Regions from separate parts of the Homo sapiens genome. Here region 2 is linked to region 1. A link is a loop called in an ENCODE intact Hi-C map of the cell type or tissue named here. Cell type or tissue: PC-3. All regions are shown on one strand. Links, peaks and the distances in the headings refer to the core of each region. The heading gives the core; the rest is flanking DNA.

What was found. A loop is a pair of places that touch in the nucleus more often than their neighbours do. Peaks named below come from ENCODE experiments on the same cell type or tissue, not always from the same donor. Only the 100,000 strongest peaks of a DNase experiment are listed, where the experiment ranks them.
Region 2: it touches region 1 in a loop (6-fold over the local background); 49 of 110 quality-filtered maps call a loop at or near these places.

The regions. Positions count from the first base shown.
Region 1 is chr2:63,690,870-63,693,800 of GRCh38, forward strand. It overlaps a transcript of WDPCP not described here. Among named protein-coding and RNA genes, the nearest start is that of MDH1, 100 kb to the left of the region's middle. In PC-3, for the core only: a CTCF peak has its summit at 1,348 (motif pointing right); no DNase peak of the experiment used is centred there.
Region 2 is chr2:63,890,315-63,893,245 of GRCh38, forward strand. It overlaps UGP2 (UDP-glucose pyrophosphorylase 2), which reads left to right. Exons shown (of 10, transcript NM_006759.4): 10 at 806-1,246. The coding sequence ends at 913. VPS54 (VPS54 subunit of GARP complex) reads right to left here. Exons shown (of 23, transcript NM_016516.3): 23 at 1,836-2,931. Among named protein-coding and RNA genes, the nearest start is that of UGP2, 50 kb to the left of the region's middle. In PC-3, for the core only: no CTCF peak of the experiment used is centred there; a DNase peak (open chromatin) is centred at 1,447; H3K4me3 peaks cover 579 bases; H3K27ac peaks cover 1,780 bases.

The sequences.
Region 1 (2,931 bases), core at 184-2,683:
GCAAAAGATTGGAATTAATATAAATATCTACCAAAGGTGGCACATTAAATTACATAGGGGAATGCCATGGTAATAGTAAAAAAAAACCACATAATTCAAGAATAGTTGGGTAGGGAAATGTAATGCAAATGTATATCAGTGGGGAGAAATGAATGTACATGCATAACCTTAAAACATATATTTATCTGGATCTGTTATAAGCAACAATAACATCAATGATAGCATTTTTGCTCTCAACTAAATCTCACGTGGGCACCCTTAGCATCCAGCTTTTAGTCTCTATTATCCATTAATATGAACCAGGAAATTTGGGGGATGGTTGACTCCATAGTTTGAGGGCAGGAAAAAATTATGTTGGATCTGAAACATCAGGATGTTTGGATAGGATACAAGGATAGAAATGCTTAGAGGACAGAAGGCACTATATAAGGACGCCTCCCCTGAACAGGTTATGAACATTTGTGTATCAGAAAAGAAGTAGTAGGCTGGGCGCAGTGGCTCATGCCTATAATCCCAACACTTTGGGAGGCTAAGGCGGGCAGATCACTTGAGGTCAGGAGTTGGAGACCAGCCTGGCCAACACGTTGAAACCCCACCTCCACTAAAAACACAAAAATCAGCTGGGCGTGGTGGTGGGCACCTGTAATCCTAGCTACTGGGGAGACTGAGGTGAAAGAATCGCTTGAACCTGGGGGGCGGAGGTTGCAGTGAGCCAAGATTGTGCCACTGCATTCCAGCCTGGGCAACAAGAGCTAAACTCCATCTCAAAAAAAGAAAAAAAGAAAAAGAAGTAGTAATATCAATAATAATGGGTAACTGAAACCAGCTGAGACTGTAAAAGGCTGTGAGTTCATACTGATGCTGAAGGAGGAATGCCAATTATAAGTGATAAAAATGTAACTGACATACAAAAGGAGAATAAAAAAGTTTTGGTTTACTTTGTTAACTTTAATAAGTAGAAAGGTATGATCTATACAAGATTTTTAAAAATTATATACTACAAAGTGTGTGTGTGTGTGTGTGTGTGTGTGTGTGTGTGTGTGTATTTTTCTATTCTATTAGCAGGAAGAAGTTTACAAATATTTACTGAATGAATGAAATAATTATAAAAAAATATAGGACCTACTCATTGTCTATAAATGATTATTTTCTCCAGTATACTATTACAAGTTACTCTCAATAATTATTCCTGGAAGGACATTTTCTTCAAGTTTTGTTTGAGCCACAGATTTCTAGCTCTACTCTTACTGGGAGTGCCTGATTTTGTTAGAGCCTTACATTACACAGAGAAAAACTTTAATATAAGTATATAAAACACAGCATTGACCAGCAGATGGCTCTACAGAGCAACAACAAAAAAAATCACGACATAATTTAAAACTGATGTATGTGTAAATCATTACTACAGGAAATCTTTTTTACATTCTCTCTGTGTGTGTATGTGTGTGTATGAGAGAAACTGGAATGGTAAAAATGAAAACATTTAACTTGTTAAATTAACTTAGGCAAGTTAAATGTTTTGGTAAAATTTTAGAAGAAAATAGTTTTCAAGAAGTTCATCATGAAGTTATTACTGTCAACTTCTACATCAAAATTTACCCATAATATATGCAAAAGTAGTTCAACACAGATATCAAGAGCAAATTGACTGGAATTAATTGCTGCTTTTAAGTGTCATCTTCTAAACAGTATAAACCAAGGTCAAGAATATTCAGCAATCATTATTTATTCAGATCTAAAAGTAATGTGATGTTTAGAAAAGTGACTGTACTAAAATCTCTTTTAGATAGGCCTTAAATGATTTTTGAAATTTAAGAAGTACAAATTAAGTAATATAGAATATAAGCTTCATTCTGAAAAATATATCTAGGAATAAATATATACATAATGGCTTATATCTCAAACAGATATACTGATTTCCCTTGACATTCTTATGTATTATGTACTATCTTATAATGACAGTTCCAGGGATAATAAAATATAACACTGTTGTTTCTAGATTTTAATTGAAATGCATTCTGTCTCATTCATTCATTCAACTAACATTTATTGAGCACTGGCTATGTGCTACATAAGCAAGCTGTTTTAGGCACTTAAAATGTATAAATTCATTTAATTCTCAACTTTATGAGGTAGATACCATTATTATCCCCATTCTACAGATAAAAAACTGAGGCATGGAGATTAAATAACTAGTTCAAAGTCAGAGAGGTGACAAGTGGCAAATGCAAACTCTGGTGGTTTAGCTCCAATTCCAGTGGTCTTCCATGCATTCACTCATCAGAAAATATTAATTGGAGAATACAGCGCTCTCCTAGATGTCATACAAAAATATATGCACAAGGGGACTATAAACTAGGGAATAAACTTTACATTGGTAAGATGTTTTATAGTTTACAAAAATATGTTCGTATACCCATGAATATTAAGTAACTCTTCAAGAAAACAGTGCAGAAGATGGTATAAGCTGGTATGTATAATAAAATACCATATTAGTGGTACAGATAGTAATTTAAAAATATAACCAAGCAAAAGAAAAGATGGCTATAGACTACAGTAGATATAGATATTAGATAGATAGATAGATAGATAGATAGATAGATAGATAGATAGATAGAATTTAATGGAGGTGGTGGGAGTTGAATGGAGCTAGGCCTGAACAGTGGGGAGGATTTGAGGGGACAAGGAGGAAGTAGGAAAGGTACTACTCTGACAGCCCCAGGAGTACAGAGATTAGAAACCAATAAGACCTGATCAGAACAGACCCCCAAGGCGGGTTGTGGAAAATAAGGTTGGACAAGTAGGAGGGAGCAGATTTTGGAGACCTTTGAATGTTAGGAATGCTAGAGACTACAAGGGCAAGTAATTGATAAGTTGTTGCTAACAACCCAGCACATTCCTGGGAGCTCATTTAGCTGCTAAAGTCATTAT
Region 2 (2,931 bases), core at 1-2,500, 200 kb after region 1:
ATTTTACTGAAATGAGAATCTTTAAAATAGGATCACTATTAGCATTAGCTTACTAAAGATGATTGAGTAAAAGCAGAAAAAAAATGACAATTTGTACTGAATATAACCTATTAAAGGAATGTTATCACTGTAAGAATATTCATTTACATTATTGTAGTACTCAGGTACTCTTCAGTGTCATTCCAGCCTCACGTAAGAAATAGGAGGGAAACGGGGGTATAAAAGTATTAAAGCTCACCAAAGATACAATAGCTTTTTCCAAATCATGTAATTTTTTAAAAAATCTCCTAACTAGATTTCATATACTCCTCCCATTAAAGCTACTTACTTAAATGAAGATCTTGAAAAAACAAATACATATATTGAATTTTATTGCTGAGACTGCCTAAAGACTTAAGACATGAAAAATCTTATCAGTAAACTGTTATAAAAACAACAACAAAAGCCCTATATGTAAATGTAAACCAAGCACCTTTTAATTTCTCTATGAAGGTTAGATAATGCTGGTGGCCTTGCAAGTAGGCCTCCAAAAGGGGCTGGCCATGCTGTGGCACCGGGTCCACTTCCCGCTCTTAGTTCTACCTCTAACAAGGAGACAGAGAATCTAGAACTACTGCCAGGATTGTTACAGAAGGACACATTACAATTTTCCTTAACTGTTATTTGTTTTTCATGTTTAATATTGTTTATAAAAAAAGTTACTTCACTGTAAAAAAAAAAAAGTTGTACATAAACTTGATCACTGTAAGATAATCAAATTGCATTTCAGTTGCAAGTACACTCTTTTGTTTTCCCTGTCACTTAGGGAACGGTTATCATCATTGCAAATCATGGTGACAGAATTGATATCCCACCTGGAGCAGTATTAGAGAACAAGATTGTGTCTGGAAACCTTCGCATCTTGGACCACTGAAATGAAAAATACTGTGGACACTTAAATAATGGGCTAGTTTCTTACAATGAAATGTTCTCTAGGATTCTAAAATAGGCAGGTACTTTACTATGTTACTGTACCCTGCAGTGTTGATTTTTAAAATAGAGTTTTCTGCAGTATGCTTTTAGTCTAAGAAAAGCACAGATGGAGCAATACTTTCCTTCTTTGAAGAGAATCCCAAAAGTTAGTTCATCTTAAAGTGCAATATTGTTTAATCTTAAAACTGGGCAACTTTGGAAGAACTTTTAACAGAAGCCTCAATGATGATCACTTTGAATTGCTTGTGATTTCAAAAATAAAGCAGTGAAGCAATACTTGTGTACACTGGTACTTTATAATGCTAACTATAAACTGGTTTATTGTTGTTAGACAGTTACTATATTAGTTGGAAGATTTGCCCTTTAAGTACACACTGGCTAGTTACCTAGCCAGTGTGTACTTAATGAGTCCAGTTTTTGGCATTTCTAAGAATCTTAATCATACCATTATTTCCACAGGAATTAAACTGAAGGTATTTTCTTTAGTACCTACCTTTCATCTAGTTCTAAAACTGGGATGCCTGCCATGCTTTCCACAAACTCTCCATTTATTGAAACAAAGTGGCATTTATTTTCCCAGCTGACGGGGGTGGGCAAAGGGAAGGCATTTCTTCACATCCTTGTACTCTTCTATAGTGAGGTAGGGGGTATAGCTTCATAAAAAGTTCCCTTTCCCTGAAGCTTCATTTCCTGAAGCTTGTTTATTATCACTGAAAAAATGATCATTAATAATCTTTCCATTCAGGTCTGCTGGTAGTTCAATTTATGCCTTTTCTTTAAATTCATCCATACTTGTTTTGAGTAGGCTGCTTGTTTAAAGTTCACAATATACCACTTAAAAAAAAGTTGCCTTTTAAAGTCTGTTAATTTTTTACAGCTTTATTTTAGACAGATAGTTTAAGAACCAAAGACATACCTCTGTAATGATAAAGGAAAGAAAACAAGCTTTCCTTTTAAGAAACCAAAGAGCACAAAATAAGACTGTTTCATTATACATAATCACCACAGGATATTAGGCACTCTGACAGGGTTAGGCAAGATTCTTGGTGTGAGGTGAAGCACAGGCACTTTATTTGTACAGTGCTGCTGATTCTAATTTTGAAGGTAGGTATTATAAAAGTCTTTACTTGTCACCTTATTTCTGGCCCCAACACAGCAGCCTATAGTTTTAAAAGTTCTGTTTCTCCCTGGTCTTTGTTCGTATACACATCGAAAGTAACTTAAAAACAAGGATCCAAGGGGGCCATACTTCATATGTTATCTAAATGTTAATATGAGAACTCAAAAGTAGGCAGATTATATGAATACATATTCTTACCTCTGCTACAAATAAAAACACCCCAAACCCTTCATCATACTTTTATAAAAATACAGATATTAAACTGTAGCCTTTTATATACCATTTCTGAAAAGTATTTAGTTGCATAAATAGATGCCAGGATCTTTTTTTTTAAGTATTAATTACTTAAAAAAAGGCTTAAGTCTTTCAGGTATTTAGAGAGCTCTGGAAGGCTTTACCCAGTTGACATACGGTGGTAGTAGAAATATTAAATATGCAACACACAAAGCCTGCAACTTGACATTGGTCACTGAAACAAAAATTGAATTCCTAAATCCAAGCAATCAAAAGATGTTTATTTTTTATAGAAAGATCTGTAAAAAAATAATAATTTTTCAAACAGCTTTACTTTCATAGAGAAAACTTTCTACAGAAGTTGACTAAGATTTTAAATTGTACCATCATTAAATAAGGTGGGACACCATATGAATTTCATTGCACTGGAAGAAATGCAAAGCATTTTTTAATATAAAGTATACAGAGCATTCTAGTCAACTACAGCTGTGTTACAGCTATGTGTTCTTTTGGATTTGGTCCAAAGAAACCTGAGTCTGTTTCCAGAGAGAATGAAAAATGTTATAGACACCTGATCAGTTACTCCTCACTGTAGGATGCACAAA